Linked DNA regions of Homo sapiens: all the other regions are linked to region 3. The links are chromatin loops, found by intact Hi-C in ENCODE. Cell type or tissue: OCI-LY7. All regions are shown on one strand.

What was found. Peaks named below come from ENCODE experiments on the same cell type or tissue, not always from the same donor. Only the 100,000 strongest peaks of a DNase experiment are listed, where the experiment ranks them.
Region 1: a loop joins it to region 3, with 3 times the contacts of the local background. A loop is called at or near these places in 18 of 110 quality-filtered maps.
Region 2: it touches region 3 in a loop (6-fold over the local background); 72 of 110 quality-filtered maps call a loop at or near these places.
Region 4: a loop joins it to region 3, with 3 times the contacts of the local background. A loop is called at or near these places in 27 of 110 quality-filtered maps.

The regions. Positions count from the first base shown.
Region 1 is chr12:113,307,932-113,315,931 of GRCh38, reverse strand. SLC8B1 (solute carrier family 8 member B1) reads left to right here. Exons shown (of 16, transcript NM_001358345.2): 11 at 456-597; 12 at 5,577-5,698. Among named protein-coding and RNA genes, the nearest start is that of MIR6762, 20 kb to the right of the region's middle. RefSeq lists an enhancer at 7,634-8,000. In OCI-LY7, CTCF peaks have their summits at 3,228 (motif pointing left) and 5,189 (motif pointing left); DNase peaks (open chromatin) are centred at 3,231 and 5,221; H3K27ac peaks cover 961 bases.
Region 2 is chr12:113,421,556-113,429,555 of GRCh38, reverse strand. It overlaps SDSL (serine dehydratase like), which reads right to left and starts at 7,176. Exons shown (of 8, transcript NM_001304993.2): 1 at 7,079-7,176; 2 at 1,400-1,594; 3 at 1,097-1,136; 4 at 257-396. The coding sequence starts at 1,573. In OCI-LY7, a CTCF peak has its summit at 4,019 (motif pointing right); DNase peaks (open chromatin) are centred at 3,205, 4,055 and 7,345; H3K4me3 peaks cover 1,308 bases; H3K27ac peaks cover 918 bases.
Region 3 is chr12:113,192,215-113,200,214 of GRCh38, reverse strand. RITA1 (RBPJ interacting and tubulin associated 1) reads right to left here. Exons shown (of 4, transcript NM_032848.3): 4 at 7,847-8,000. DRC10 (dynein regulatory complex subunit 10) reads left to right here. Exons shown (of 5, transcript NM_001330452.2): 4 at 2,603-2,674; 5 at 4,326-4,769. The coding sequence ends at 4,640. Among named protein-coding and RNA genes, the nearest start is that of RITA1, 10 kb to the right of the region's middle. RefSeq lists a silencer at 5,817-6,111. In OCI-LY7, CTCF peaks have their summits at 2,908 and 3,107 (motif pointing left); DNase peaks (open chromatin) are centred at 2,504 and 3,074; H3K27ac peaks cover 4,361 bases.
Region 4 is chr12:113,270,943-113,278,942 of GRCh38, reverse strand. TPCN1 (two pore segment channel 1) reads right to left here. Exons shown (of 28, transcript NM_017901.6): 8 at 6,251-6,285; 9 at 5,653-5,711; 10 at 5,275-5,374; 11 at 1,908-2,024; 12 at 1,579-1,703; 13 at 706-754; 14 at 108-171. Among named protein-coding and RNA genes, the nearest start is that of MIR6762, 17 kb to the left of the region's middle. In OCI-LY7, no CTCF peak of the experiment used is centred here; no DNase peak of the experiment used is centred here.

The DNA of each region.
Region 1 (8,000 bases), 120 kb before region 3:
TCTGAGATGAGCCTGGCTTATCCAGTGGGCCCAGTGTCATCACAGGGGTTGGCACAAGGAAAGAGGGAGGCAGGAGGGTCAGAGTCAGAGACTGAGAAGTGGCGACAGGAGCACAGGGTGGAATGATGTGGGGCCTGGAAGGCAGGTGGCTCCTGGAAGCTGGAAGGACCCTCAGTCTCCCCTAGAGCTTCCAGAAGGAACAACCCTGCTGACAACTTGACTTCAGGACTTCTGCCCTCCAGAACTGTCCAAGAATACATCTGTGCTATTGACAGTCACTGTTTGTGGTCATTTGTCCCAGTAGCCAGAGGCAACCAGGCACTTAGCCTGGAACCCGCACACAGTCAGTGCTTCAGCAATGAACGGCCGAGCTCTTGAGTCACTGAAGTCCATCTGTGGCCGGCTGGGATTCAGACTTCCCTGCCGACACCCTCCCACTTTTGCCCCCTTGACAGCTGCCTGTGGAGTTCCTGCTGCTCCTCACAGTCCCCGTCGTGGACCCGGACAAGGATGACCAGAACTGGAAACGGCCCCTCAACTGTCTGCATCTGGTTATCAGCCCCCTGGTTGTGGTCCTGACCCTGCAGTCGGGGACCTGTGAGTATCCCCTACCCCGGGCCAACCCACCTTCCTACTCCTTCCCACGTTCTGGAGTTTTCTTCCACCCAGGCTGGAGTACAGTGGCACGATCTCAGCTCACTGCAACCTCCCTCCACCTCTCGGGTTCAAGCAATCATCCCATCTAAGCCCCCTGGGCAGCTGGGATTACAGGCGTGCACTACCACGCCCAGCTAATTTTTGTATTTTTCACAGAGACGGGGTTTCACCATGTTGGCCAGGCTGGTCTTAAATTCCTGACCTCAAGTGATCCGCCCATCTTGGCCTTCCAAAGTGCTGGGATTACAGGCGTGAGCCACCGTGCACAGCCAGTGGAGTTTTCTTCTCAACCACGTGAGGGAGGTTTGGGCTAGAGGCAGAAACCTGGATATACAGCAGGCGCTTACTATGCGCTTGTGCCATAAGGGACACCAGCCTGGAAGTTCACCCAGGGGACCTCCTGCAGTCAGTTGATCCAATCTTGCTGGCCCCAGATGGAGGCTGCAAAACAGGTGACCCCAGGGCCAAATCCAGCCCTCTAGCTTGTTTGCCTGCATTTAAAAATTGGGGGATTTTATCTTAAAATCTGGATTTTGGCTTCTCAAGATCTGGGCCACATTCCTGAAGGCAAAACTGGCTGGAGCAGAGAAGGGGCACCCCCTATGGGGTGCCTGTGGCCTAAATCATCACAGTCCCCTCCATTGCCTGTTGGGTGCCCCTTCCCTCGTTTATGTGACCTGGCTGGTCCCCACTGGCATTTGAATTTTCCCCATCTGCCCCAGAATGTCCTTTTCTTTCTTGTCCTGCTCTGGCTGAGGAAACGCCCAGGCTTGTCCAACGTCTTCTAACTTCTGCTACCCAGATTTCTTCCTGTTGTCTAACTTTAGTATCTCATGCTGTCTGTTTCCTATCATCTAGGCTCCTCCCCCTCAGCCCAGGGGCTTCGCCTGGAGGTGGGGGTAGGACTCTGGTGCAGATGCATGGCTGGGCATGGTGTTGTGTGCTGTAACAGTGTCGGGATGAAACTCCATCGGGATGAAACAGCCTCCTTGCCACATTCCCTGTGAATTTCTCCCCCGGTTTGTGGGAGGATGCAGACATGGAGGGAAGGAGATAGGAGGAGAGATGATTGATAGAGAGTGACTCAGAGCTGAAAAGGGCCACCCACTAGGGCCGTCTGGTTCATCACAGCCCTCCATTCTCCATCCATTCTCTACGGAGCGGGGAAGCCTTGCCTTTCAGGCCAGGGCAAATCCAGGGACTTGCTTTCACAAGCGTTGTGGCATCTTTATTTATTTATTTATTTATTTTTATTTTATTTTATTTTGAGACGTAGTCTGACTGTCACCCAGACCCGAGTACAGTGGCATGATCTCAGCTCACTGCAACCTCTGCCTCCAGGGCTCAAGTGATTCTCCTGCCTCAGCCTCCCGAGTAGCTGGGATTACAGGCACCTGCCACCATGCTTGGCTAATTTTTGTATTTGTTGTGGCTTCTTAAAAGAGTGATTCCCACACATCAGTCATTCACAGACCATCTTCTCAATTTTGCTCTTACTCTATACTATTACATTTGATATTTTTCTTTGTTTTTCTTGAGACAGACTCTCACTCTGTCACCCACGCTGGAGTGCAGTGGCACGATCTCGGCTCACTGCAACCTCCACCTCTAGGGTAAGCAATTCTCCTGCCTCAGCCTTCTGAGTAGTTGGGACTACAGGCACCCGCCACCATGCCCGGCCAATTTTTATATTTTTAGTAGAGGCGGGGTTTCACTATGTCGGCCAGGCTGGTCTCAAACTCTTGACCTCAGGTGATCCACCCACCTCGGCTCCCCCAGAGTGCTGAGATTATAAGCATGAGCCACTGCGCCTGGCCACATTTGATATTTTTCTTAAATCAGCTCGTTGTATTGTCCAGGCTGGTCCTGAACTTCTGGGCTCCATTGAGTAGCTGGGACTACAGGCATGCACTACTGTACCCAGCTTCAGACTTTTTTTTTTTTTTTAAGGCAAATTTGTTGAAAAGGAAACCGTGTCACCTGCATCAATAGGAAACTGTAGTAGAATTGCATCATTTCCAATAAATTTAAGGTAACTGCAAAAATAAACACAATAAAAGTAAACCACCGACCAGCGATGGTGGCTCACGCCTGTAATCCCAGCACTTTGGGACGCTGAGGCAGTAGGATCACTTGAGGTCAGGAGTTCGAGATCAGCCTGGCCAACACAATGAAACCTCGTCTCTATTAAAAATACAAAAACTAGCCAGGTATGGTGATGGGTGTCTGTAATCCCAGGTACTTGGGAGGGTAAGACAGGAGAATCACTTGAACCCAGGAGGCAGAGGCTGCAGTGAGCCGAGATTGCACCCCTGCACTCCAGCCTGGGCGACAGAGTGAGACTCTGTCTCAAAATAGAAAAGAAAAAAAAAAGTAAACCACCTTACTCGGTCCTCCTAAGTCAAGCCCATGAGCTGGAAGCCTGTACTAGGGAGAAGAGCAGGTATTTGAGATGTTCAAGTCCTATTAGCACCAAATGGAAACTTTCTCCTTGATACAATGATAGAACTGAAGAAGGAATCCCTTTCCTGAGTCACGGTTCTGCAGCATGTAGTATCTTCACCACATGGCGTTAACACCACCTAGTGGTAGCAGGTCCACCCTGGGGAAAGACTGGTTCTGGCTAAAGCACTCTTGACCCCCGTCTGGGCTGAGCACTGTCTAGAGAAAACCCCTGGACTGGCTCCCAGCCTGAAGGGGTGCTGTGACTCAAGGTGAGCCTCCCGAGCAGCAGCCTCCAGCCTCCCCCATCTCTAGGCGTCCCCCAAGAGCCATCTTTATAAAGTGCTGCTTTTCATATGTTGTGGTCACTCCCCCACTCAAAGACCTCCATGGCTCCCCAGTACTTCTTGGGAAAAGTCCATGGCTGTCATTGCTCAGTGGTGTGATCTTGGCCCACTGTACTCGCTGCCTCCCAGGTTCAAATGATTCTCCTGCCTCAGTCTCCCAAGTAGCTGGGATTACAGGTGCGTGCCACCACACCTGGCTAATTTTTGTATTTTTAGTACTGATGAGGTTTCACCATGTTGGCCAGGCTGGTCTTGAACTCCTGACCTCAGGCGATCCTCCTGCCTCAGCCTCCCAAAGTGCTGGGATTATAGGTGTGAGCCACCGCACCCAGCCAAGGCCTCTGAGACTCTGAGCCAACTGCCTCCTACAGCCTTTTCTGTGCTATTCCTGATCTGCTTGATTCCATCTTACCCAACTCCCCTCTTCCCACAGAGCCCTTGCACCCCTCTCTGCTTAACACTCAGCTCAGATCCTCAGTGTCTTCACGCCCCAGCCACCTCCTAAAATTTCTCTAGCACAGGAGTGGCAAATACATGGAAAGGACTTCCAGCCCAGGTGTCTGGATCCAAAGCTGGCACTGTAGGTAAAAACCCCATGCTGGCAAAATTATCTCAGGAGCTGGGCACAGTGGCACACACCTACAGTCCCAACTACTCAGGAAGCTGAGGTGGGAGGATGGCTTGAGCCCAGGAGTTTGAGGCTGCAGTGAGCTGTGATTGTGTCAGTGCACTCCAGCCTGGTTGATACATCGAGACCCTGTCTAAAAAAAAAAAAAAAAAAAAAAAAATCCCCCTTGACAATCACTCATAACATATTGTGTACACAATTTTGTGTATTCAGCCCACTCACATAATTTTTTTTTTTGAGACAAGATCTCACTCTGTTGCCCAGGCTGGAGTACAGTGATGCAATTTAGGTTCACTGCAACCGCCACCTCCCGGGACTCAAGTGATCCTCCCACTTCAGCCTCCCAAGTAGCTGGGACGACAGGTGCCCACCACCACGCCCAGCTAATTTGTTTTTGTTTTTTTTTTTGAGATGGAGTCTTGCTCTGTCACCTAAGCTGGAGTGCAGTGGTGCGATCTCAGCTCACTGCAACCTCCACCTCCTGAGTTCAAGTGATTCTCCTGCCTTAGCCTCCTGAGTAGCTGGGACTACAGGTGTGTGCCACCACCCCCGGCTAATTTTTATATTTTTAGTAGAGACGGGGTTTCGCCCCTTGGCCAGGTTTGTCCCGAACTCCAGACCTCAGGTGATCCACCCGCCTCAGCTTCCCCAAGTGCTGGGATTACAGGTGTGAGCCACCGTGCCCGGCCTAATTTTTGTATTTTTTGTAGAGATGGGGTTGCACCATGTTGCCCAGGCTGGTTTCGAACTCCTGGGCTCAAGCGATCTGCACGCTGTGGCCTCCCAAAGTGCCGGCATTATAGGCATGAGTCACCACACCCGGCCTCCTCACATAATTCTTAAGCCCCCTGTCATTTGGGAGCCATGAGCTAGACTAAAAAAAGAACAAAAGAAGGGTCTTGATGCAGGTATATGAACATTTGAACTATTCATCGTCTTTAAGACCAGTACCAACTCCTAGTGGTGAAAAGGGTGATGTGTGGAGAATTCTAGAGTGTTCTCACCTTAGGGTGTCTCCCTTTGGTGTTTAATATGAAGCCTCTGGAACCTTCATATTTGTTAATGGAGAGTGGACTTATTTGGGTACCTCTCAGTGAAGAGGCTGGGTTTGACTGTCAGGTTCATCTCATGGAGCGATGCCATCTACTGGTAATGCCTGGCTGGAGGGAGCTGCCTGGAAATGCAGTTGGATGGAAGTATTGTGCTTGATTAGTGATGTCTGCCATGAAGGTGGAAGAGGGTGGTGGTGTTAGTGGTTATAGCCATTCCTATCCTAGTTCCACAGCAACAGGCTGGAGAGAGTCTTTTTTGTGTGTCTCTCTTTTTCTTTCAAATGTGACTAACTTGAGGGCAGGGGCTGCATTTTAAATTTTTCTGCCCCCATGAAGTGTCTAGGACAGGGCTGGGCAGATAGGAAGTGTCTACCTGACATCCAAATAGTCCATTGTAAGTGGGTGTTGAGGTGCTGGGAAGGTATCAGCTCCCTTTCTCTCCCTTTGCAGATGGTGTCTATGAGATAGGCGGCCTCGTTCCCGTCTGGGTCGTGGTGGTGATCGCAGGCACAGCCTTGGCTTCAGTGACCTTTTTTGCCACATCTGACAGCCAGCCCCCCAGGCTTCACTGGGTAAGAAGCCCGGGTTCTCCGAGATGGGGGGGGAGGGATGCTGATGTCTCCCACACAGATGTCCTGTCTGCATCTCTGAGGCACTTTGACCAGTTTGATCAGGAGTCACACAAAGACAGGTAACCGAACTTTAAAGCTGCTTTTGAGAGTGTTTGTATCTATACAGGGTTTTTTTCTTTTTTTTTTTGGTAATAGCTTAATTTTGTTGAGATGTAATTCACATACCATACAATTTACCCATTTAAAGTATACAATTTAATGTTTTTTATTATAGTTACAGAGTTGTGGAATCATCACAATCAATTTTAGAGAATTTCATCACCCCAAAAAGAGACCTCATGCCCATAAGTCACTCCCCATTTCCCCACCCCCCACATAGCCCCTGGCAACCACGACTCTACTCCGCGTCTCTATGGGTTTGCCTATCATGGACATTTTATATAAATAGAATCCTACAATATGTGATTTCCTTTTTTTTGAGACAGGGTCTCCCTCTGCTGTCCAGGCTAGAGTGCAGTGGTACAGTCATAGCTCACTGCAGCCTCGACCTCCTGGGCTGAAGCCATCCTCCCACCTCAGCCCCCCAAGTAGATGGGACTACAGGCGCAAGCCACCACGCCCAGCTAATTTTTGTATGTTTTTTGTAAAGATGAGGTCTCACTATGTTGCCCAGACTACTCTCAAACTCCTGGCCTCAAGCAATCCTCCTGCCTCGGCTTCCCAAAGTGCCAGGATTCCAGGCATGAGGCACTGTGCCCAGCCTTGGGTTTCTAAAGACACTCCAGGGATAGAATGGGATGGCCTTTGTGGGTGTCTTTTTCCATTTTCCCTAGTCTAGGCACTCTAAAGAATATTTAGGGGTTTGTCCAGAGACTTTTTCCTTAAAAGTTTACTTAAATTAGCTGGGCGTGGTGGCGGGCACCTGTAATCTCAGCTACTCGGGAGGCTGAGGCTGGAGAATTGCTTGAACCCAGGAGGCAGAGGTTGCAGTGAGATGAGATCGCATCATGGCACTTCAGCCTGGGTGACAGAGACTCCGTTTCAAAAAAAAAAAAAAGTTTACTTAATATTTTCATTTTGGCTGGGCGTGGTGGCTCACGCCTGTAATCCCAACACTTTGAGAGGCCGAGACGGGTGGATCACCTGAGGTCAGGAGTTTGAGACCAGTCTGGCCAACATGTCGAAACCCTGTCTCTACTAAAAAATACAAAAATTAGCCAGGCATGGTGGCGGGCACCTGTAATCCCAGCTCCTTGGGTGGCTGAGGCAGGAGAATCGCTTGAACCCAGGAGGCAGAGGTTGCAGTGTGCTGAGATCGCGCCACTGCATTCCAGCCTGGGCAACAGAGTGAGACATCGTCCTAAAAAAAAAGTTTACTTAAAATTTTCATTGTTTAGTGCTTAATGATTTTTTAAAATTTTAGTTTTTACTTTTGGAAACTCAATGAATGTACCAACCGAAGGGTGTTGAATTTTCAGCAAATGGATCATTTAGGGAAGTTGCCTTTTACTACTTAGGGAAAATTGTCTTTCACTGTTTTTTCAAGTACCGACGTGTGCCACAACATGGATCACCCTTGAAAACATGATGCTGAGTGAGAGAAGACTGTAGCAGAGGATCACACACTGTGGCATTCCATTGATGTGAAATGTCCACGAGGCACATTCAGAGAGACAGAGAGCAGAGTAGTGGTCGAGTTGGGCTGGTGGGGTGGGGCTAGGGAGTGACCGCTAATGAGTACAGGGATACTTATTGGGATGATGGGTGGTATTTGGTTCATAGACTGGAAATCTGATGAAAGTGATAAGGAACCCTTTCCAGACAAAATAATATTTTTTTTTAGTATATGAAAGGGAGGTTTTTTTGTTTTTATTTTTTTTCTTTTTTCGAGACAGAGTCTCACTCAGTCGCCCAGGCTAGAGTACACTGGCATGATCTAGGCTCACTGCAACTTCTGCCTCCCGGGTTCAAGCGATTCTCCCACCTCAGCCTCTCGAGTAGCTGGGATTACAGGTGTGTGACACCAGCCTGACTAATTTTTGTATTTTTAGTAGAGACAAGGTTTCACCATGTTGGCCAAGTTGGTCTCGAACTCCTGACCTCAGGTGATCTGCCCGCCTCGGCCTCCCAAAGTGCTGCGATTACAGGCGGTGAGCCACCGTGCCCGGCCTGAAAGGGAGTTTATTAAGGAAAAAAGAAAATAATATTGAACTCACGTTTTATTGAGCACTAACTTTGCACAGGCACCAATGCATATAGTAACGTGTTTTATACTCATAATAAGCTCATGAGGTAGATACTG
Region 2 (8,000 bases), 230 kb before region 3:
CTGTTCATCGTCAGCTTCCCATTTGTCTTGGTTCACACATGAGGGGTACTTCTCAGGGTGGGCAGAGGAAAGTTGGGAGATCCCAGCCCTCAACACCCATCCCACCTCATTCCCCCCTCAGCTCAGCTATCCTGAGAGAGGACTGGGTCCCAGCCACAGCTCATCGAAAGGAAAAGGAGACAGGATGTCTTAGGGGTGGGGTGAGGTGAAGGAGAGCAGCCCACCCAGATGGTTCTCCCCTTCCCAGAGCCCTTACCTTTCCAGTCAGCTGAACCTCGGCCCCCTCCCCCTGCAGCCTCTGCACCACCTGCAGGGAGGTGCTCTCGGGGAGCACGATGGTGGCAGGAATGCCCAGCTTCCTAGCAGCATAGGCAGCAGCGATGCCCGCATTACCCCCTGTGCAGAAAGGAGGAAAGGGGCAGTGGGCAGAGCTGATTGGCCTTTGATATGCCTTCCCCTCCCCCTCCATATCCCTTCAGAGTCACTCGTCCCCAACATTCATATGCCCCATTGACTCCTTCCTCCACTCAAGAGGGGGACACATAATTTAGGTTGAGCCAATCAGAACCTAATCCCCCAACCCATGATTGGTTCAAGGATGAAGACGCCACCCAAGCGGGGCCAAAAAAAAAAAACAATTCCAGGATTGAGGCGAGGCATCGAGAAGGGGTGCTCCCTTTTCCCTAGGGTTGGGAGGCTGGTAGGATGCAAGGCTGGAATTCCTGGTGGCCATCTTGCTACCATGAGGCCCACCTAAAAATAAAGCTAATATGCAGGAAAGCAAAGTCCAGAGAAGGAGAGACAGAGAGGAGAGCTCCTGGATCCCCCTGTGCCTGAAAGCCACTTATCCCAAGAATTTTCCATTCTTAGAGCCTGTAGCTTAAACCTATATGAATTGGGTTTCTGGCACTTGCTACCATCATGAGTCCTGAACTATGGGAGAAGGCTAGGATGGGATGTACACAGTAGTCATCTCATCAATGACCTTGATGAGGCTGGGCCTTTAAGAGGAGACCAACCCTGGATGTGTACTGCCGCTCCAGCCTATTCCTCCTCCCCCAACCTCTGCCCATGAAACAAAAAAAGGTGGGGTCACCTGAGGAGCACACCAGGTGTCTGCATCCCTTCTTGGCCATCTGGGAAGAGAAGGAATGGGGTTAGCGGCTAACCCAAGCAGGTGTCATGAAGGCCTATGTGGAATGGCGTTAGAGTCTCCCCATCCCACTCCCAATACGCCTTTACCCCTCATCCTGCCCACAGCCCTGCCCTTACCTTTCCCCTCCCATCTGCACGAGTTCATGTTTCCCCTCCTGCCCGAACCCGTCCCCAGCCCACACCCCTCACTCTTCCCTCCCTCCTGCACAACCTCACTTCTCCCCTCCTTCCCACACACCCTCACCTCCTGGCAGAAATGCCCAATGCCCCGAATCTTGAAGGAGCCGCTGGGCTGCACATTCTCACACTTGAGGAAGACAGGCATGCCCGCCACCTGGGACAGCGCCCAGCTCTCCAACAGAGGTGTGACCACGTGAAAGGGCTCCTGCTTGGCATGCTCTGCCACAGGGCCGTCCATTCTGGAGACCAGGTAGACAGCCTGCAGGAGGACACAAAGTCACCACCCAGGCAGTCCCCATCAAGAGTTCCCTTAACCAGGACAGGGAGGGGAAGGTGGAGAAAGCCCTTGGCTTAGGTGCCCTTCACTTCATCCAGCTGCTGAGCTGTGAGACCCCCATCAAGTATCTGTGACTCTCTGGGCCTCAGTTTCCCCATCTGGTCAAAGAAGTTTGGCCTGGGGTCCTTTCATTCCATAAGTGTGGCTGTGCTGGGGATGTAGAAAGTGGCCAATATATGGTGAGAAATGAATGAGAGAGTGGGAGAATTCATTCCTCAGTCAAAAAATACTTATTCAGCACCTACTATGTGCCAGGCATTTCCAGGTTTGGGGACCCACGAGTCATAAAAAACCTCCCACTAGGAAAAGTCACAGAATTTCAAATAGGAGTGACTTGCAGAGGGTATGGGGTGTTATTTTAGCAAAAGCAATCATGAAAGACATCTCTCAGGAGGAAAACTTTGTAAAAACGTTTGTTATGGAAAATGTAAACATAGCAAAAGTATTGAGAACTGTATAAAGACCTTCAGCTGGCAGGGGCACAGCGGCTCACGCCTGTAATCCCAGCATTTTGGGAGGCCAAGGCAGGCAGATCACTTGAGGTCAGGAGTTCGAGACCAGCCTGGCCAACAAGGTAAAACCCTGTCTCTACTAAAAATACAAAAATTAGCCAGGCATGATGGTACACACACTTGTAATTCCAGCTACTCAGAAGGCTGAGGCAGGAGAATCACTTGAACCTGGGAGGCGGAGGTTGCAGTGAGCCAAGGTTGTGCCACTGCACTCCAGCCTGGGTGACAGATCGAGACTCCGTCTCAAAAACAAACAAACAAACAAAAACCCTTCAGCTTCAGCAATCAACTCATGGTCTAACTCGCTCCCCTATCGGTGCCCACTCCCCCTTCCTGTGTCATTATTTACCCCTTAATTACTATTATTCTTTTATATTATTTCACCTGTAAATATTTCAGCATGTCTCTCTGGAGGTAAAGAACTTGTGTTTTTGAGACAGAGTCTCACTCTGTCACCCAGGCTGGAGTGCAGTACTGTAATCACAGCTCTCTGCAGCCTCGACCTCTCAGGCTCAAGCAGTCCTCCCACCTCAGCCTCCTGAGTAGCTGGGACTACAGGCACACATCACCACGTCTGGCTAATTTTTGTACTTTTTTGTAGAGATAGGGTCTCACTATGTTGCCCAGGCTGGTCTCAAACTCCTAGGCTCAAGGGATCCTCCTGCCCCAGCCTCCCAAACTGCTGGGATTACAGGCGCGAGTCACTGCATCTGGCCTAAGAACTCCTTTTTTATATGTAACCATATGGTTTCATGACTGTACATACATTTGTTCAAACACATTGAATTCTATACTTAAAGTGGGCTAATTTTATTTTATGTAAATTATACCTCACTGAGGCTAATTTTTTTAAAAATGTAATCACAATACTATGATCACATCTAAAAATATAATTTTTTCATATCATCAAATATCTGTTAATTGTTCACATTTCAAATCATCCCATTAAATATGATCAGTGGCTGATTCTGTGGTTGGTTGTGGTTTGGGGTTTTTCACGGTTTGAATCAGGATGCAAATCAGATCCGTGCATTTTGATTGGCTGAGGGGTCTTTTAACTCTGCCTCCATCTGTACGTTCTTGAAAGGGGAACTTTGAAATGGATGACAGGAAGAGAGCCAAGAGGAAAAGTTCCTACAGAGAACAGCAGCCAGGACCACCTCGAGGGAGAAATGCACTTTGGGGTGCCGCGGATGCAGACAGAAGGGGTTTGGGGCAGGAGGTGAGGGTAGGGGGTGAGGGCGGAGATGTGGACAAGGGTGCCAGCAGGGGGTTCCCGCCCACGGAGAGGAGTTTGGTTGTTATTCAAATTCTACCTGCAATGGAAAGCCATTGGGAGGTGGTGGTGGAGGTGGTGGTGGTGTTGGTGGTGGTCGTGGTGTTTTGAAAGGGAGTCTCGCTCTTGCCCAGGCTGGAGTGCAGTGGTGCAATCTCTGCTCACTGCACCCTCTGCCTCCCGGGTTCAAGCGATTCTCCTGCCTCAGCCTCCCGAGTAACTGGGACCACAGGCACACGTCACCACGCCTGATTAATTTTTTGTATTTTTTGTAGAGACGGGGTTTCACCATGTTGGCTGGTCTCAAACTCCTGAGCTCAAGTGATCTGCCCACCTCGGCCTCCCGAAGTGCTGGGACTACATCCGTGAGCCACCGCGCTCAGCCCTTTGAGAGGTTTGAAGCCGAGGAGCTGTGTGTGAATGGACCAGTGGGTAAGGACGAAAAGAAGAGATGGAGGAAATGAGAGGGAGGAAAAATAGTAGAGAAAAAAAAAGGAAAAAATACAGCCAGCTCCTCTTGTCCCAGGCAGAAAAGCACTGGGCCGGTCCCCACCATTCCATTATTGGCCGCTAGGGGGGGCGCTGCAACTTCCCCTGCCCACTCACAAACCTAACCTTCTTGTCCACCCTTAAGTCATGGCTGGGGTTCCAAGATCAGAGAGATCAGGGTCTCTTGGCCCTGAGTTTGACCCCACGCCCTTGTCAGAATAGCCTTGAGAATCCTCAGGGCCCCCTCGGGCAGGGCACAGCCTGAGCCACCTCTTCCCAGTCCCACCCAGGGCACCTCTCAGCTTCGGGCATCAGGGGAAAGAAGCCCATGGGTCATCACTGATCCCCAAATGCCGCATACCCCAGCCTAGGCCTCAGCTCAACCCTGGACCCCAAGAGCACAGGCTTTGGGGTCGACCAGAAGCAAAAGTTAGAAACCAGCTCCGACTTCCTGGCTGTGTGACCCAAACAAGTGTCACAACCTCTCTGTGCCTGTTTCCCCTTCTCTAAAATGGGGATAAAAACAGTCCCCAACTCACAGGTTGTGGTGTAAGTTAATAAGAATAACATTGGCCAGGTGCAGTGGCTCATGCCTATAATCCCAGCACTTTGGGAGGCTGAGGCGGGTGGATCCCTTGAGGTCAGGAGTTCAAGACCAGCGTGGCCAACATGGTGAAACCCCGTCTCTACTAAAAATACAAAAATTAGCCGGGTGTGGTGGTGCACACCTGTAGTCCCAGCTACTTGGGAGGCTGAGGTGGGAGAATTGCTTGAACCTGGGAGGTGGAGATTGCAGTGAGCCAAGATCTCACCACTGTTCTCCAGCCTGGGCAACAGAGTGAGACTGTCTTTAAAAAAAAAAAAAGAGAGAGAGAGAGAATAACATCTGTCATTTGTTGAGTCCCTATTATGTGCCAGTCATCAGCTGAGTCCTCTGGAGACGTTATCTCACTGATACCTTGTGTCATGCTTTGAGCATGGTGACCTGCTTACCCTTACTTTAGCATGTTTACAGGGCACCTACAAGATGCAGGCCCTGACCTAGCAACAGGGGATACCACTGTGGACAAGATAGACATCAACCTTGGAGCTGAATTATAGCCTGATGAGATGGGCACTTAACAAATAACTGCATAGACAAACAAAATAATCAGAAATGTTGAAAACTTCTAAGAGGGAAACACGCATATAGGGAGTCCTAAAGAGAAGAACAAGGGGACCTACTTTGGGTATGGAGGTCAGGAAAGACCTCTTAGAGGAAGTGACCATTAAAACTAAGAACTGAGACAGGGCGCGGTGGCTCATGCCTGTAATCCCAGCACTTTGTGAGGCAGAGGCAGGCGGATCACCTGAGGTCAAGAGTTCAAGACCAGTCTGGCCAACATGGAGAAACCCCGTCTCTACTAAAAATACAAAATTAGCCGGGCATGGTGGCGCATGCCTGTAATCCCAGCTACTCGGGAGGCTGAGGCAGGAGAATTGCTTGAACCTGAGAGGCGAGGTTGCGGTGAGGCGAGGTTGCAGTGAGCCGAGATCGCGCCATTGCACTCCAGCCTAGAGAGTAAGAGGGAAACTCTGTCTCAAAAAAAATAATAAAAAATTAAAAATTAGACCCGAAAAATGAGAACCAACCAACCACACAACAAACTGCAAGAAGAGCGTGTACATGGCAGGACTATTGTGAGGATTCAATGAGCCTGCATGGTAAGGGCACCCATGTTGGGTGTCTGTCCACTTGGAATTGGGTCTCTCTTCCTTTTTGGTGAAATCCCCAGATTTTTCCCCTGGGGATCCTGGGATTGTCAGGATGAACTCCCCCTACTCCATAATCCTTCCGCTTTCTTGTTTTTTTGGTGTTTGTTTTAGAGACAAGGTCTCACTCTGTTGCCTGGGCTGGAGTGCAGTGGCACGATCATGGCTCACTGTAACCTTGAAGTCCCGGGCTCAAGCAATCCTCCCACCTCAGCTTCCTGAGTAGCTGGAACTGTAGACATGCACCACTGTATCCGGCTGATATTTTAATTTTTATAGAGATGCAGTTTTGCTGAGTTGTCCAGGCTGGTCTTGAACTCCTGGCCTCAGGTAAATCTCTTGTCTCTGCCTCTCAAAACACTAGGATAACAGGTGTGAGCCACCTGTTGGCTCACAACAGATGAGTCATTAACTCACCATTGACTCCATTTTATAAACAGTGAACCTGAGGTCCAGAGAGATTAAGTAACTTATCCAAGTTCACACAGTTAGAAACAGCATAGCCAGAATTCACACCAGGCAGTGTCTTTGGCATCTGTGCTATTAACCGCGATGCTATACTTTCTCTAATATACTAGTGTTATCGTTACTATTATGAAAGCTGCATGCATTTAATATTTATTGCCAATTGTCCTTTGGAACCAAATGCTCCTGGCTCAGTTTCCAGGCTTCCCCAGCCCTCTTGGTTATACTGACTCACAAGAGGACAGCAGGCATCAGTTAAATGAAAAAGCCCCAAGTTGCCAACAGCCTTATCAACCCCAGACCCCATCAGGCACCTGAGGTCTGGGACTGAGCTGTCTTGGCCCAGGGACACACACCTCTTGTCCCGTATGGCAGCCACCAGGGCTGAAATGGGGGACCTGGGTCTCCCTGCTGTGGAATAACCCAGGGGAAAGCAGGGGGCTCAGGCTCAGGTCCCAGTCATGCCAACCTTGGCCAAGTCACTTTTGTCACTGGGCCTTACCTGTCACATCTATGAGTTGAGGTAAGGACCACCAGTGCTGTCCACCTCACTTGTCCCCAAAGCCTTTCCCCAGAGGCCACCTTGGTGGCACTCCACAGCCAAATCCCTGGTGCCAGGGCTGGGACACCTCGGGCTGGCCCCTTGGCTGGCAGAATGCCCAACCCTGCCCCTCTGGCAGGCAGAACCCACTCTCGCCCTTCAGGGTCCCCAGCACAACACTTTCTTCTGCAGGGCACCCTGAATTCAATCGACATTCCCAGGAGGGCCTAGAACACGCTCAGGCCCTCTCACTCCCACCTGCTCAGCTTGGACTTTGCCCAAAGCCTCCCAAACTCCTGCAGCCTCTCATCAGCCTCTCATTCACACACACACTGAGCCCCAGGGGCCCCAGCTGGCCCCAGACCCCTTACCTCCCTGCCCAACTATCCCAGACCAGCGTGGCCCCAGCTCCTGCCCTCCAGCCTGCCAGGGAACCAGCTCTTTCCAGGAACCGGCTCTGTCCAGCTTCAGGCAGCTTCCGGCAACCTTGGTCCCTCCTCCTTTGTTAAAGAGAAAGCTCCAGACCCTAAGCCTCCGGGTGAAGACGGAGGAGGAGAGGGGATGAGAGCAACCCTCACCGCTTTCCCGGGCACTGCCTATGACTCATGCACCACCCTGTCTCATTTGACAGATGAGCAAACTGAAACTCAGAAAAGGGAACTTATTTGGCCAAAGCTTCCCAGACAGCAAGGGGCAGAGACAGCCTTTACCCCTGGCCCTGGGCCATCTCTTCCGGGATGCAGGCATCTCCATGTCTTCTCATTTTAGGTCTAGTGATTGTCCCGGATGCTGAACCACTGTTGGGGTCAGCTTAGGTCTGGGATGGGAAAACAAGGACAAGGGAACTTTTTTTTTTTGAGACACAGTTTCATTCTTGTCCCCCAGGCTGGAGTGCAATGGTGCGATCTCGGCTCACTGTTACCTCCGCCTCCTGGATTCAAGCGATTCTCCCACTTCAGCCTCCCAAGTAGCCAGGTTTACAGGCACCCACCACCACGCCAGCTAATTTTTGTATTTTTAGTAGGGACAGGGTTTGACCATGTTGGCCAGGCCAGTCTCGAACTCCTGTCCTCAGGTGATCTGCTTGCCTCTGCCTCCCAAAGTGCTGGGATTACAGGCGTGAGCCACTGCACCTGGCCAAGGAAACAATTATTATAATTATTATTTGTGACATGGGAAAGGTATATTTTTGTCTGAAGCACCTCTCCGTCTCGGATATTTTACACGCAGCATGAGAACCCAAGCAATTATTTGCTACTCAGATGAATGACTGACCATTCATTCATTCATTAA
Region 3 (8,000 bases):
AGCATGTAAAGCTCAGGCTAATTACTCAACTCCTGCCCAGCTGCCGATTTCACACCTCAGAAATGAAAATGCTAACATTGGTCTTAATGGTTGTTACATGAGAATTACATGAGATGGTAGTGAGAGAGCTGGTGCATAGTAAGTGTTCAATAAATATCATTTCTGACCGGGTAAGGTGGCTCATGCCTGTAATCCCAACACTTTGGGAGGCTGAGGTGGGAGGATCGCTTGAACCCAGGAGGCGGAGGCTGCAGTGAGCTGTGATTGCACCACTGCACTCCAGCCTGGGCAACAGCAAGACCCTGTCTGTACAAAGAATAAAAGATAAATTAGTCAGGCGCTGTGATGTGTGCCTATAGTCCCAGCTACTTGGGAGGCTGAGGCAGGAGGATCACTTTAGCCCAGGAGTTTGGAGGCTGCAGTGAACTATAACTGTGCCACTGCATTCCAGCCAGGTCAACAGAGTGAAACCTTGCCTCTTAAAAAAAAAAACCCAAAACCTTCATTTGCCTTCTCCTTCATCATCTCAGCCAAGACCCAGGCCTAGCACACACCCAACTTCCAAATCTCTTTCCTTGTAAAAGGCACCCTTTTTAATACTTGTCTCCAGTCTCTTAGTGTCACACTCTTGAGCATCTGATGGAAGCCACGGGCCTCTCCCCCAGAAAGAAGGCACAGATGCACTTACACATCCTAGTGGACAGTTCCCTGGGGAGCCCAGTCCCCCTGAAGCCGGCCTACCCATGGTGCCCAAGCTAAGGGCTCTTGCTCTGTAGGATTAGGGGGTTTATTTATTTATTTATTTATTTATTTATGTTTGAGACAGGGTCTCACTCTGTCACCCATGCCAGAGTGCAGTGGCGTGATCATAGCTCACTTCAGCCTCCAACTCCTGGGCTCAAGTGATCCTCCCATCTCAGCCCTCATGGGTCGCTGGGGCATGTCACCACGTCTGGCTAATTACAAATTATTATTATTGGCTGGGAGCAGTGGCTCACGCCTGTAATCCCAGCACTTTGGGAGGCTGAGGCAGACGGATCTCCTGAGGTCAGGAGTTCGAGACCAGCCTGGCCAATGTGGTGAAACCCTGTCTCTACTAAAAATACAAAATTAGCCGGGCGTGGTGGCATGCACCTGTAATCCCAGCTACTTGGGAGGCTGAGGCATGAGAATTGCTTGAACTCAGGAGGCGGGGGTTGCGGTGAACCGAGATCACACCACTGCACTCCAGCCTGGGTGACAGAGCGAAACTCCATCTCAAAAGAAAAAAAAAAAGTATCATTTTTTGTGGAGACAGGGTTTTGCTCTGTTGCCCAGGCTGATCTAGAACTTGTGGCCTCAAGCAATTCTCCCATTCCCACCGTGGCCTCCCAAATGGTTGGGATGAGCCACTGGCCCAGCCTGCTTATTTTTAATTTAGGTGAAACTTACATAACATAAAACCATTTTAAAATGAGCAATTCAGTGGCATTTAGTATATTCACGATGTTGTGCCACCCCCACTTCCACCACTTCTATCTAGTTCCAAAACATTATCACCTCAAAATAAAACTCCATATCCATTAAGAAGTTACTCCCCATTCCCTTATTCCCCCTGTCCCTGGCAATCACTAATGTGCTTTCTGTCTCTGTGGATTCACCTATTCTAGACACTTCATATGAATGGAATCTTCTGTGGCCGTTGTGTCTGGCATGTTTTACTTAGCACTGTGTTTTCAAGGTTCACCCATGTTGTAGCATGGATCAGTGCTTCACTGCTTTTTATGGTGGAAATAATCTTTTAAAAACAAGATTAGATCATGTCCCTCCACTGCATCTAAATCACCCAGTGGCTTCACCTCACCCTTTCCTGAGAATACAGCCTCCTCTTGCTGACACTCCCTCTGTGACACAGCCTTTTCCTTGGACCTTGTTGGGGACCACTTTCCTCCTCGCCACTCCCTTCCAGTCACACTGGCTTGATTTCTGTCCTTTAATTTTTTTTTTAATTTTTATTTTTTGAGACAGTCTTGCTCTGTCACCCAGGCTGGAGTGTGGTGGCATGATCTCAGCTCACTGCAAACTCTGCCTCCTGGGTTCAAGTGATTCTCCTGCCTCAGCCTCCTGAGTAGCTGAGATTACAGGTGTGCATCACCATGCCTGGCTAATTTTTGTATCTTTAGTAGAGATGGGGTTTTGGCATGTTGGCCAGGCTGGTCTCAAACTCCTGGCCTCAAGTGACCCGCCTGCCTCAGCCTCCCAAAGCGCTGGGATTACAGGCGTAAGCCACCACGCCAGGCTGATTTCTGTCCTTTAAACAGCACAAGCTTGTTCCTACCTCAGGGCCTTTGCACCTGCTGCTTTCTCTGCCTAGGATGTCCTGGAACCAGGCTGCTGGCATCAAATTCAGGCTCTGCCACCCATTAGCTCTGTCACCTTGGGCAAGTAAGATAGCATGTCTGAGCCTCAGTTCTCTCCCCTGTGAAATGGAGAAAAGGGAACCTCCTTGTTCAATAGGCGAGGCATGTCAAGCACCTGCCAGAGCCTAGTGATGCAGAGAGTGCTCAGTGCTGTTGATTGTTAATATATTCCATCAAACAATGACAAATTGGATCTTTTCTAGAAGAAATATAAAGTGGAAACGGAAATCGAGAACTGGATCCAGAAATATGATACAGAGATGGGTGAGAAGCAGGTATTTGTCGCTGAATAAGTCTCTCTCGCATGCTTTTCCCAAGACCTTCTAGGAATGGGATGAATGGGAAAAGTAGCCTTGGGATGGTCCATGGAGTGGGCAAACTTCTGAGCCTCTCTGCAGGGAGCACTTCCCTTTGTTTAAAGGGTTTGTCCAGCCTGGGGCAGAGTGAGAGGTGGGAAAGAAAAGAGCCAGAAGCTGCAAGGCCAGGTGCTGTGGCTCATGCCTGTAATCCCAGCACGTTGGGAGGCTGAGGTGGGAGGATCGCTTGAGCTCAGTAATTCAAGACCGGCCTGGGCAACAGAGCAAGACTCCATCTCTATTAATTTAAAAAAAAAAAAAAAAAAAAAGCGACTGGCTAGAAGGGCCTGACACTCTGACACTGGGCCTAATGATCATGGCTCCATCTAGTGTCCACATCCCATACTCCTCTGGATGGGCTCCTGCCAGCACCCCTACAAGGTGGGGCTCCTTCCCACAGACTCAGATGGGAGCCTGCCTCCACTGCATCACTCAGTCACTCAGCCAGTTTTTATTGAGCACCTGAGATGTGCCAGCTGTGTGGCCTTAAGCAAGGTACTTGACCTTCCCAAGCCCGTTTCTGCATCTGATTAGCAAAGGCAGTAATTCCCATTTTGGGACCATGGCGGGGATTCGGTGAGACACCATGGCTGCAAGTGTGTGTGCCCAGCACAGGGTCTGGCCTGGAGGGAAGTGCTCAGGGGGTGGTAACCTTCAAATCGAGACACGCCCAAACCCTTCACCCAGCACTGGGATAACATTGGTGGCCCATGGCTCCAACCCAGGGGCCAGGGAGGACTGGGGAGCACTGGAGAGCACTGGAGGTAATATGCGCTGGAGTGAGCCAAAGCCAGGTGTGCTCTTCAGAGAAGGGCAAGTCAGAACCTTGTCCTGGGCAACCATCAGGGCCTGGAGAGGGGAGCTTTGCAGGCGGGGGCTCTCATTTCTCTGGGTCCCATGAGGGTTGTGGGTTGGTTGCGGGCAGGGACTTTGTCCACCCAGCTCTGTGTCCTCTGGCAGTGCTCTGCTTTTTGTAGATGCTGGGAAAACATCAGTGGAAGGAAGGAAAACGGGTGTAAATGACAGCAGGAGAGGCTATGGTTAGACATAAGGAAGAACTCTGGGACTCCGTTTGAGGCCTGAGAAAGTTCCTTCTCCTCTGGTGTCTTGTGGAACAGACTGCTTTCATGGCAGCAGCCTCCATTTCTTGTGTCCCCACTGTGTGCCTGGCATCATGTCCAGTACATTGTGTCCATCGGGTCATTTAATCCTAGAAACAGCCCCTGGCTTCGGAATCGTCCCCATGTTTCAGATGAGGAAAAACGAAGGCCCGAAAGGTGAAGTCAGTTGAGGTGTGGCAGAGCTGGGACTTAAAACTAAGTCTGCCCAACTCACAAGCCCATGTTCTTTTCCTGTTCCTGAAATTATTTCAGTTGGGTCCTTCCTAGAGCTAGGATGGAGCCCATCCCCTCTCCCCATCCATGTCACTGGGACCGAGAGATGCTGAACAGCTTAGCTTAGGGGCATCGCTGGGGCAGAAGACCATTTGGGAAGGGTAAGGGGGCCTCAGGGAGGAGGGTGGGAGGAGGCACTCTATGTGTGGTGACCCCAGCCCCACCCCTCACCCCAGGAGGAGTTGGAGGATCTGGACGCTGTTCACAGGGAGGAGAAGATCTCGCTGGAGGAGCTCAGGCGGAGGCACAAAGTGCTGGTGGGAGAGTTTGCGCAGATCCGGGAAGAGCGGGAGATCAACTCCAAGAAAAGGATGGAGGCAGAGCAGGAGATGGTGCGCATGGTACGGGCGGCCACGCTCATCCAGGCCCTATGGAAGGGCTATCTGGTGCGCTCCCTGCTCAGATCCAAGAAGAAGCGGGGCAAGGGCAAAGCAAAGGACAAGGAGAAGGGCAAGCAGAAAGGCAAGGAGAAGGGCAAGGGCAAGAAATGAGCTCTCCACCCAGCCCGCTCCTGACCCTTATCTTCCCAGAGACCAGGCCAGGAAGGCCCGAGATGGAGAGCACTAAATTCACGGCTTTCATGTTTTTATTTAATAAATTAAAAAGTATTTGAAGCCACATTGAAGGGAACGCTCTACGAATAAATCTCTTTACCCAGGGCTGTGGGCTGTGTGTGTCCAGCTCACAGATGGTGTTTCCATGAGGAGCGTGCAGCCTGGGGTGTCAGCCCAGAGATTATGGTTCCTTACTTCAGCCTTAGTGGGAAACCAGACCCCAGCTGCAGCCCGGAAGCTGCCATGGCCATGATGGACACATCACTCACCAGGGCAGCGGGGTGTGGGTCACAGCTGCCCATAGGGGGCAAAGAAGCAGGCAGGGAACTCCAGGAGGAGCGGGGCCTCAGGTTTCAGGCTGCCCCTAACCCTGTTCTGGGATTAATTTGCTTGCAACTTCCCCTGCTCTAGCACTGTGAAAGCTCAGAGGGAGTCCTGAGGTCACAGCAGCCCTCAGCCTCACATTCCAGGGAGCTGAACAATTATTTAAAACAACTTTTTTTTTTTAAAGTAAAAAATTTTTAGGCCAGGAGTGGTTACTCACACCTCTAATCGCAGCACTTTGGGAGGCTGAGGCAGGCAGATCACTTGAGCTCAGGAGTTTGAGACCAGCTTGGGAAACATGGCAAAACCCCATGTTTTATTTTTTGTCTCTACAAAAAATTAAAAAATTAGCCAGGCATGGTGGCACACGGCAGTAGTCCCAGCTACTTGGGAGGCTGAGGTAGGAGGATCACTGGAGTCTGGGAGGGTCGAGATTGCAGCGAGCTGAGATTGTGCCACTGCACTCCAGCCTGAGTGACACAGGAAGACCCTGTCTCAAAAAAAAAAAAAAAAAAAAAAAAGGGTAGGTAGAGACAGGGTCTCACTATGTTGCCCAGGCTGGTCTTGAACTCCTGGCCTCAAGCGATCCTCCTGCCTGGGCCCCCCAAAGTGCTGGGATTACGGGCATGAGCCATCACCCCCGGCCTGAACAATTATCTTTAAATTATTTGTCAGCATTTAAAAAACTGAGGGCTACCATGTAGAAATCCAACACTCTCCCTTTTCTGGAAAAAAATCTAATCATCCAGATATCCCAGGTCTGCATATCTCCTAGGGCTCAGCAGCAGCAGCCCCCATTAGATGGTAAAGTAAGTCGCCCCCATCCTCACCACCCCCAACTGCCTTACATACACCACAGCCTGGTGTCCGTTGCCCTTTAGTGTCACCTTGGGCTACTGCCAGATTTTACTGTAGTTGGGAGGAGGAAAGAGGTTTGTTTTTTTTTTTTTTAGACAGAGTCTTGCTCTGTTGCTCAGGCTGCAGTGCACTGGTTGGATCTCAGCTTACTACTGCCTCTGCCTCCCAGTTTCAAGCGATTCTCCTGCCTCAGCCTCCCGAGTAGCTGGGATTACAGGCATGCGCCATCATGCCTGGCTAATTTTTGTATTTTTAGTAGAAACAGCGTTTTGCCATGTTTACCAGGCTAGTCTCAAGCTCCTAACCTCAAGTGATCCACCCACCTTGGCCTCCCAAAGTGCTGGGATTACAGGCATGAGTCACCATGCCCAGCCAGGAAAGAGAGGTTATTTCTGGCCTATGTCTGTGGAAACAAAGGGGAAGATGGGAAGGCAAAAGAGAGATGGATGTTTCAGGAAAAACTGAGGTGGGCGTGAGTAACTAATTGTTAGTGAAAGTTCCAGGAAGCTTAAACATTCTATATGTTTAAAATGCACATTGCAGCTGGGCGAGGTGGCTCACACCTGTAATCTCAGCACTTTGGGAGGCTGAAGCGGGAGGATCACTTCAGGCCAGGAGTTTGAGACCAGCCTGTACAACATAGTGAGACTCATGTCTCTTTTTTTTCCCTTTTTTTCTTGTTTCTTACTGGAAGGAATGAAATCCCTCTCTATAAATTTTTTTTTTTTTTTTTGAGACAGAGTCTCGCTCTGTTGCCCAGGCTGGAGTGCAGTGGCACGATCTCGGCTCACTGCAAGCTCCGCCTCCTGGGTTCACGCCATTCTCCTGCCTCAGCCTCCCATGTAGCTGGGACTACAGGCGCCTGCCACCGCGCCCGGCTAATTTTTTGTATTTTTAGTAGAGACAGGGTTTCACTGTGTTAGCCAGGATGGTCTCGATCTCCTGACCTCGTGATCCGCCCGCCTCGGCCTCCTAAAGTGCTGGGATTACAGGCATGAACCACCGCGCCCAGTCCAAAAAAATTTTTAAAAGAAGTTAGCCAGGCATGGTGGTGCATGCATGTAGTCCCCGCCACTCAGGAGGCTGAGGGGGAGGATGGCTTGAGCCGGGAGGTCAAGTCAGCAGTGAGCTATGATCGCACCACTGCACTCCAGGGTGGGCAAGGAAACGAGGCCCCGTGTCTTAAAAAACAAAACAAAACAAAAAAAAGAAACACCAAAAACAAACAAACATACAAACAAACAAACAAAAAACAAAGCATGTTTGCATGAGAGCACAGCTGGCCTGCCTGACCCCACAGGTGTTTCTGTGTGTCACTGGTCCTGGGCACTGCAGGTCTCCCTCCCCAGCAGTGTCCACTCTTCCCTGCCCCAAGGCAGACGTACCAACCAGATGATGTGGCTTCCAACTGGACTCCCTAAAATCCTGGTGCCTCCTGGAGGTGCCTTACAGGAAGACGGGGGCAAGGAGAGGCCCAGAGCCCAGCCCACACTGCCCAATCTGGGTGCAATTCCATCTGCGCAAAGGCTTTGTTGCTTTTCCTAAGTCCTGGGCTGCATCCTAAGTGCTCTGCAGACACACATGTCACTGTCTGGCTTTCTTGGACCCTCCACTTGGCAAAGTCCTAGCCATTGTGTTTTATTTCCCACCTTAACACACACACACACACACACACACACACACAAACAAACTTAAAAACAAAACTAAAAAAATACTATTGTCTGTACTCTGAGCTAAGGAAGAGCCGGCCAACCACAAGTTAGTGGCATTAGCCAGAAGCCGACGGGAGGAAGAGTCCAGCGCTTCCCGAAGCCCCAGATTCCCAAACTTCAGTTACCCACTCACCGCTGTCATGTTGCCTGCCACATCCTTGTACTATCTGTTGTATTTAACTTTGTTATTTAAATCAACTCAGGCCTAACAATGGCCTTTACCCTGAGGGGGAAAAAAAGTGACATTCATGGCTTTGATGAGCTGATCTATTTAGTACATGAAAATAAATTCAGAAGCATATTAAGATGAAACAGTGTTCACTCACAAATCTCCCAGTTGCCGTTGTGTTCCCCAGGCTTCACAGACAGCCTGGAAAAACTCCTCTAGGGCTTGCAGACTTAG
Region 4 (8,000 bases), 79 kb before region 3:
CACACACACACACCCCTCTGAACCTCTCCTCAGACGCTTATCTGTGGTCTCTGAAAACCTCCATCGGCCCCCAGCTGCCAACACCTGCCATACTCAAGCCCACTTACCTTTGAAGATGAGGAGCGCCGTCCTGGGAAGCTCATCAAACCAGTGCTCTCTGTTTTTCTTGGCCTGGTAGACAACAGGACCAAGAGGGAGGGTGTCAGGGCCAGGGACCAGGGCCCTGCCTGGAGCCAGGATGCTGGCTTCCTTTCCTGTTCACCCTGCTAAACTGGGGAACAATGTTAACCTTCAGGGATCTACATGACAACACAGCCAGCCAGTGTGTACCGAGCGTTTACAATGTGCCATGCAGAGGCCTTATTTTAGTATAGTCCTGAAATGAGGTTTGTCAGTAGGGATTATCCTTACGCCACTTCCCAGGTAAGACAAGCCTCAGAAAGGCTCAGTAACCCGCCTGATGTCACACAATAACCAATGGGGTCTAAGTAAGATTCGGTGCTGTTAACGATGACACTGTATCACAAATGTAAGGGCAGATTTGGGGGCTGGGGCCACCTGTGATCCCTGAAGTGTACCATGCCAAGCTGGGGGCTGAGCTGCTCTAGCAGGGAGAGAGCTGGATCTCGGGGTGCCCCTGCTCCTCACTGCCCCACGTGGGGACCTCTCTGTCTACTCCTTCTATGGTCTCAGAGAAGAACTCACCTTCCACTTCAAAGCAGCAACTTCGTAGATATCGTAAAAGTCCTTTAGGCTACCAAAAGCAAAATAAAAAGGGACAAAATATCAGAACATAGTTCCACTGTGCTTTGCTTCTCTTACTTGCCTGCCTATGGACACCTTTATGGGGTGAGGGAGGAAGAGAGGGGACACCATGTGAGTCCCAGCACAGCAGTGCTGGGGGATCCTTTACCTGCAAGCGTTTGGATCTCCTCTGACCTTGAGGTACTACAAATATGTAATCCACTTAAGTCTCCACCGATGGCACTAACTACGGACAGTGTCAGTGCCCTGGAGAGGCAGCTGCTGGAGCACTAGGATTCTTAGGAGGACGGAAACTTCACTTTTTAGCAGGGGCCTTAATGCAACACCTGGGACTGCAAGTTCAGCTCAAACAGGGCTTGTTCTCAGCTCCACAGCAGGCTGCTGTGGACAGGGCTTGGTCATCAACAGCCTGGAAGACCAATCCTACCCCTGGAGATCTCGGGTCAGTTCTCTGCGGCCGAGCCAGGTGTGTGCAGGGGATTGGGGAAGTATATTCACCCCTGTCTGTCCACCTGGCTCACATGGGACTATCCCACCCCACTGGGGGTTCGAGGGCCAGCAGCTGGGCCAGTCCACTTCATGAGCTCCTTTTTTCTCAAGTCAGCTTGAATTGGATTTGTGTTGGACTTTTGTCACTTGCAAAAGGCATCCTGATGAATCCAGTGTGTAAGTCTACATGGATAAACATCTGTGGAGGAAGTCTCTGACAAGCCTATAGGCCTGCCCACCTCAAGGGCCTTCACATGCCCCCGTTCACTCTAGACGTGAACACCTTGTCTGGCCATGCTGCCCCTACCAGGCATCTGCTCTTACCTGAGCAGGGGTGTGTTGTTCTGATTCAGGGCCTTGAAGGTAAGATAGCGCTCCCTGGCACTCATCCGGGGCTTGTAGAAGCGCATGAGGCCTTCAAACTGCCTGTAGGAGATGCCGGCAGGCCTCTGGGGGAGAGGGAAGAGCAGTGTGGAACCCAGGCTACTCCCCTTCCCTTGGGGCACCCACTCCAGATCCACTCCAGCTCTGTTCATTCTTCCAAGGGCAGGGTTCCTGGTTTCTAAAGTGGCTGGCCTGGCCATGCTTAGGGGCTGCTCTGGGCAAGGGAGGGAGGACAGGGACCAAGCCCCTCCCTGGCCCATAGTTCCTACCCTCTGGCTGATGAGCAGGCGGTAGGCATGCTGGATAGCGGTTCGCTTGTGCAGTAGCAAAGACTTGAACTTGCGTTTCTCAATGTCATTGAAGGTGTCGAACACCACAGCCAGAAGCTGTGGGAGAGAAGCACAGAGCCCTAGCTCAGGACCTTGAGTGGTTAGGGCAGGGAGTGCAGGGGGGTATGAGTTCATCATCTAGGCAAGGCTCTTACCCAGTCACCCCAGAGAGGCCCTGGGGAGACCCTCTCGCCTGCACCTCATGGGGTAGGAAGTCAGTCTCCCAAGTCTCAACAGAGGAAGGCCCTTTGTTCCGCTTGTAAATTTCCCTCTTCAGATACATGAAGGCATTGTTACTCCATCTTTCCCAGGTTCCCCTCCACTTTCCCACACTCCTTTCCCCAGTTCCAGCTACAGCTTGTCCCAGGCTGCGCAGGGGCAAGCCAGGGGAGGAGAGAGTAGCAAGAGGGGCGCATCTGGATTCTGAGCCCAGTCCGACTCCAGCCAGTGGCAGGCGGAGGCTGCCTGCCCACTGCCCTCCTGACCTCCGATCCAGAAGGACCCTTCCTCCCCCTGCCCCTTTGTTACTTCTCCTTGTGAGTCACTGCTTCACGTGTGGCCCAGGAAAAAGGGGAGTGAGAGGCTCTGCATGCAAGGAAATAACGTTCTAGAGTTGGCTAATACCAAAAGTTAGCTTATCAGAGGGGGATGGAAGGCCGGGGAAGAACTTGAAAGAATCCTTTTTAGAAACACTTTCTCTGTCTTTAAAAATGTTTTAAGGGAAACTCTCTGGTCCTTTCCCTCAAACTGGTCCCCCATTTTTTCCCTGTGGATCAAAGGTCAGCATGCTTTTTCTGTAAAGGGTTCGACAGCAACTGTTTTAGGCTGTGAAGGCCAAATGATCTCTGCTGCGACTACTAACCTGTGGTCATATCATGAGATCAGCCACAGACTATACATGAACAAATGGGCATGACTCTGTCCCAATGAAACTTTATTTACAAACACAGGCCATGGGCCAAATTTGGCCAGCAGGTCGTACTTTGTTGACTGCTGCCCTAAATTTTCACAGCTCTAAATATATTATGAATTAAATCAAATACAAAGAAGTACTCAACATATTTCTTCTTGGTTTTGAGGAATTAAAACAAGAAAATATTTTCTCAGGCCGGGCACGGTGGCCTGTAATCCCAGCACTTTGGGAGGCCGAGGCGGGTGGATCACAAGGTCAGGAGATTGAGACCATCCTGGCTAACAAAGCGCGAAACCCCATCTCTACTAAAACTACAAAAAAAATTAGCCGGGCGTGGTGGCGGGTGCCTGTAGTCCCAGCTACTCGGGAGGCTGAGGCAGGAGAATGGTGTGAATCCAGGAGGCGGAGGTTGTAGTGAGCCGAGATCGCGCCACTGCACTACAGCCTGGGCAACAGAGCAAGTCTCTGTCTCAAAAAAAAAAAAAGGAAATATTTTCTCCTTTTTAAGACTTAAATTTTGGCCAGGCACTGTGGCTCACACCTGTAATCCCAGCACTTTGGGAGGCTGAGTCGGACGGATCACCTGAGGTCAGGAGTTCGAGACCAGCCTGACCAACATGGCAAAACCCTGTCTCTACCAAAAATACAAAAATTAGTCGGGTGTGGCGGCATGTGCATGTGCCTGTAGTCCCAGCTACTTGGGAGGCTGAGGCAGGAGAATCGCTTGAACCTGGGAGGCGGCGGTTGCAGTGAGCTGAGATTGCGCCACTGCACTCCAGCCTGGGTGACAGAGCGAGACTCCATCTCAAAAAAGAGAAAAGGACTTAAAATTTTTTAGATTTCACAAGTCTACCTGGAAAAGATGATTTTCATTTCTATACTGGGCCTGACTGTGGTGACTGGTGTGAGAATGCTCTGCAGAAGCATAAAAATAAACACAGGACTCGATCGGAAGCCTCTCCCCGTTAGCTCTGCCATGGATGTGTGGTCTGGGCACCGGCCTAACAGCCTGGTGTCGGATGTGATCTGTGATGGCTGGGACACTCCTGGAGGCTGTCCACACCTCCACAAACACCCTCAAAGTTCTTTGAGCACAGAGGCTTTACGTTCTCCTTCACAGAACGTGTTCTATACTGGATTTTCTGATGGTTCCTGATAAGTGAGGTAGAAATACACAAGACATTTCTGGCACGTGAGTGCAACTGAACAGAGTGGTTAGGAACAGGGCTCTGGGATGAGCCTGGCCTGGCCACTCCAAGCTATGTAGCCATGGGCAAATCACACTGTCACTCTGACCCTCAGTCTCTTCATCTGCACATGGAGAACCATACTCACTACCTCCACGGTTGTGTTTATTTATTAAATTATTTCATCCTCATATGTAAAGCACTTTGCATAGTGCCAAGTGGCTAAGGCTTACTAAATGCCAGCTTTTATGGTTATTATAATATACTTGGCCTTCTTTATCTGTGGGTTCTCCATCCATGCATTCAACCAACCGCAAATCAAAAATATTCCAAAAAGAAAAGGATGGTTGTATCTGTACTGAACATGTACAGCCTTCTTTTTCTTGTCATTATCCCTAAACAATATAGTATAACAATTTTTTTTTTTTGATACAGAGTCTCGTGCTGTTGCCCAGGCTGGAGTGCAACGGCATGATCTCGGCTCACAGCAACCTCCACCTCCTGGGTTCAAGCAATTCTTCTGCCTCAGCCTCCTGAGTAGATGGGATTACAGGCACCCACCACCACGCCCAGCTAATTTTCATAAGTAGAGACAGGGTTTCACCATGTTGGCCAGGCTGGTCTCGAACTCCTGACTTCAAATGATCCACCCACCTTGGCCTCCCAAAATGCTGGGATTACAGGCGTGAGCCACCATGTCCAGCCCAGTATAACAACTATTTACATAGCTTTTACATTGTATTAGGTGTTATAGGTAATGCAGGATAATTTAAAATATATGAGAGGATGAATGTACACAGGTTATCTGCAAATACTCTGCCATTTTATATAAGGGACTTGAACATCTGTGGATCTTTGTACCTACAGGGGGTCCTGCAAACAATCCCTGTGGACACCGAGGGTCAACTGCTTATTTCTGATGTAAGAATGAAAAGGTCCCAGGGTTGCCTGGGTTTCACATCCAGCACTACCAGCATCAGCAGCATTGCCTTGGTGAGGACGCCACCCCCAGCAACTGGCTGAACTCCTGAAGTCCCGACAGGGCATTCCCTGCAACACCGCACCTGACTATGAATCTGGGACTTCCTGCCCCAACGTTCTGCCCTGAGAGGCAGAAGACAGTCCCCACTTCTCCACTCCCACAGTGCCTAGTGCTGCATGGGTAGGGGCAGGCTGCTTCAGCGTAGCCTGAGGCATAGTCACTCACCAGGTTCATGATGAAATACAGCTCGATGGAGAGGTACACGATGAAGAAGACGCAGGACCAGGGGTTCCGGGAGTAGGAGGGCATCATCACATCTGGGAAACTGTATTTGCAGAGGGTGACCCGGCGTGCTGTATCTGCCTGTCTCCATCCTCTCAGAGCACATGCCTTGCAGAGGACAGCTCCTTGTCTGCCTTCCCAGCCTCCAACCCTGGTTCCCCTACTCTCATCCCTGGGCTCCGTGCTCAGTGGGCCAACCCTGTCTCCCAATAGCACCACAGCACCTGCCTGTGCTGGGATGTGGAATATACTTGGCAGAAAAGAGAAAGAGACCCCAGGGCGGCAGCAGAGGACCAAAGGCAAGGCAGAGCCTGCACTTACTTGGCTGTGGTCAGAAGGACAAACAGACTGACGATGCTGTTCTCCAGGGTGCTGAAGTACTGCAAGGGAAGAGAGGGCAGAGAAGTCGGGACCAGCCAAGAGCACACGGCCATCAGGAACAGGCTGTGATGGGCCACCTGGCATGCCCTGCCTTGACCGCTCTTGCATCTCTCAAGGAATCCCTGAGGGAGGCAGAGGAAAGAGCAAACATGCAGTCCAGAGGCCTCCCCTTTCCTGCACCTGATGCTTCCGGCAGAAGCAAACTATTGACTTGGGGGGACTTTTTTCTAGGGAGTCACATGTCTGGGCCATTCGCCTGGCTCTCCCCCACTGCTCCTCTGCCAAAATATTCCAATGGTCCAAACCTGATCCTGGCGGCACTCCTTTCAAGAACAGAAAAGGGGATCCCCAGCTCTCAAGGAAGAAAGTGGTCAAGTCTGAGTGATGGGAACTCCCAGGTGCAATGCACACACAAGCTATGATGAGAAACCAGGCAGGCCCCCCCTTCCCCATATGGCCACAGGGTCACGCCGGTGACCCTGTCTGAGGGAAAAGCCCTCCATAAAAGAAGAGACGGACAAATGTGCTGATTACTTACGGGGTCTGAAGGGTTAGGGGAGAACAAGTAGAAACCTAGAAGTGGGTGGAAACAGATAAACAAAAGGATTAGAGCAGAGGTCCCAAAACCTGGTGTCAAAAGGACTGGACAAATACATGCAAATGAACGCAGCAGGTCAGGAAGAGCAGCAGGGACTGCTGGGGACCACAGCACCCTGAGAACACATGCTCTGTTGGAAGGGAGCAGGGCTGCTGGCACCAGACGCTTGCTGCCCTACAGCAATGTGCCGGGCACTATCGGCTCTGTTCTTTCAAAAGGCTGGAAGTCTGTATTTTTGTGTAAAATCTAATTTTAAAATGCTGGCTCAAAGTTTTCAGACCAAACAAAACCCATCTGTAGGCTGGATCTGGAATCCAGGCTGCTGTTTCGCAATCTTAGGTTCTGAGAACATGACAGCTGACTAAATTCCAAAGGGATCCGCTGCTCCCTGCAGCCAGGGTCCCAGGGTGGGAATGCCATTCACTTCCTCCCTCCAGGAATGGACCACTCCCTGAGTCCCTGAAATCCTGAGTGGGAAAAGGGAGGAACTCTGCCCTCAGGGGAAATCAGCCCCTACCCCCGGAGAAGCACAAACAAAATTCTACCAAGAGTGGGGTGGTGGGTGGGAGGAAGTGAGAGCCATGACTCAGGACAAGGCAGTCACGAGGGCCGGGAGGGGTTGGCCCTGGCTCTAGCCTCAGAGTCAGGGCTCTGGAGTTCCACTGTCTTCACCATCTGCGGAGTCCTGGTGAAAGGACCTCGGCTTTCCCAGCTGAGTGCCACGGCTTCCGATGTCTATGCCCTGTGACTCTTGTGTGGCTGTCACAGTCAGCCCCACCTGAAAAACTAAGCCCTCCTGAGTGAGCAGCCTGTGACCATGCTGTACCCAGTGAAGCTGAAGCTTGCCGTCTCTCAGGGCCCAGGCAAGCGCCTTTGGGAAACTCTCAAGCGTGAGCACCGGGAAACACACAGGAGTGTTCACTGCGGTGGGATTTGTGATAAGAAAAACGTCCGACAGAAGAGCAGATAAACAAGCTTTGGCATACTTGCTCCGCTCCAGTGAAAATGAATAAACAGCATCTACATGTATCAACAGGAATAAATTTCAAAAACACAGTGCTGAGCGAAAGGGCAATGTGTAGAAGCGGACACCCATATTATATAACCACTTAGAGACTTTTTTAAGTATGCAAAGCATTATCATTTCTTTGTCACTTGGGGAAATGTAAATGTGAAGTAAAATATAAAGACGTGCATGGGAATGATAAGCGTAGGACAGGGGGTACCTTTGGGGAAAGCGGGAATCACAATCACTAAAGGTCACAAACATGCCTTCCATTTTATTTCTAAGGCTTCATTTCCTAAGCTGGATGGTAGGTCCATGGGTGTTCATGTTATTATTACTTATTTATTTTTGAGACAGAGTCTTGCTCTGTTGCCCAGGCTGGAATGCAGTTGCGCTGTCACAGCTCACTGCAACCTCTGTCTCCCCATGCTCAGGTGATCCTCCTGCCTCACCTCTTGAGTAGCAGGGACCACAGGTGCATGCCACATGCCACCATACCCAGCTAATTCCTGTATATTTTTTTTGTGTGTGTGTAGAGATGGGGTCTCCCTATCTTGCCCAGGCTGGTCTCGACCTCCTGGACTCAAGCGATCTGCCTGCCTCCTCCTCCTAGAATGCTGCGACAATCAGCGTGGGACACCATGCCTGGCGTATTTTTAAAATCTTTCTGAATTTATAAAACTA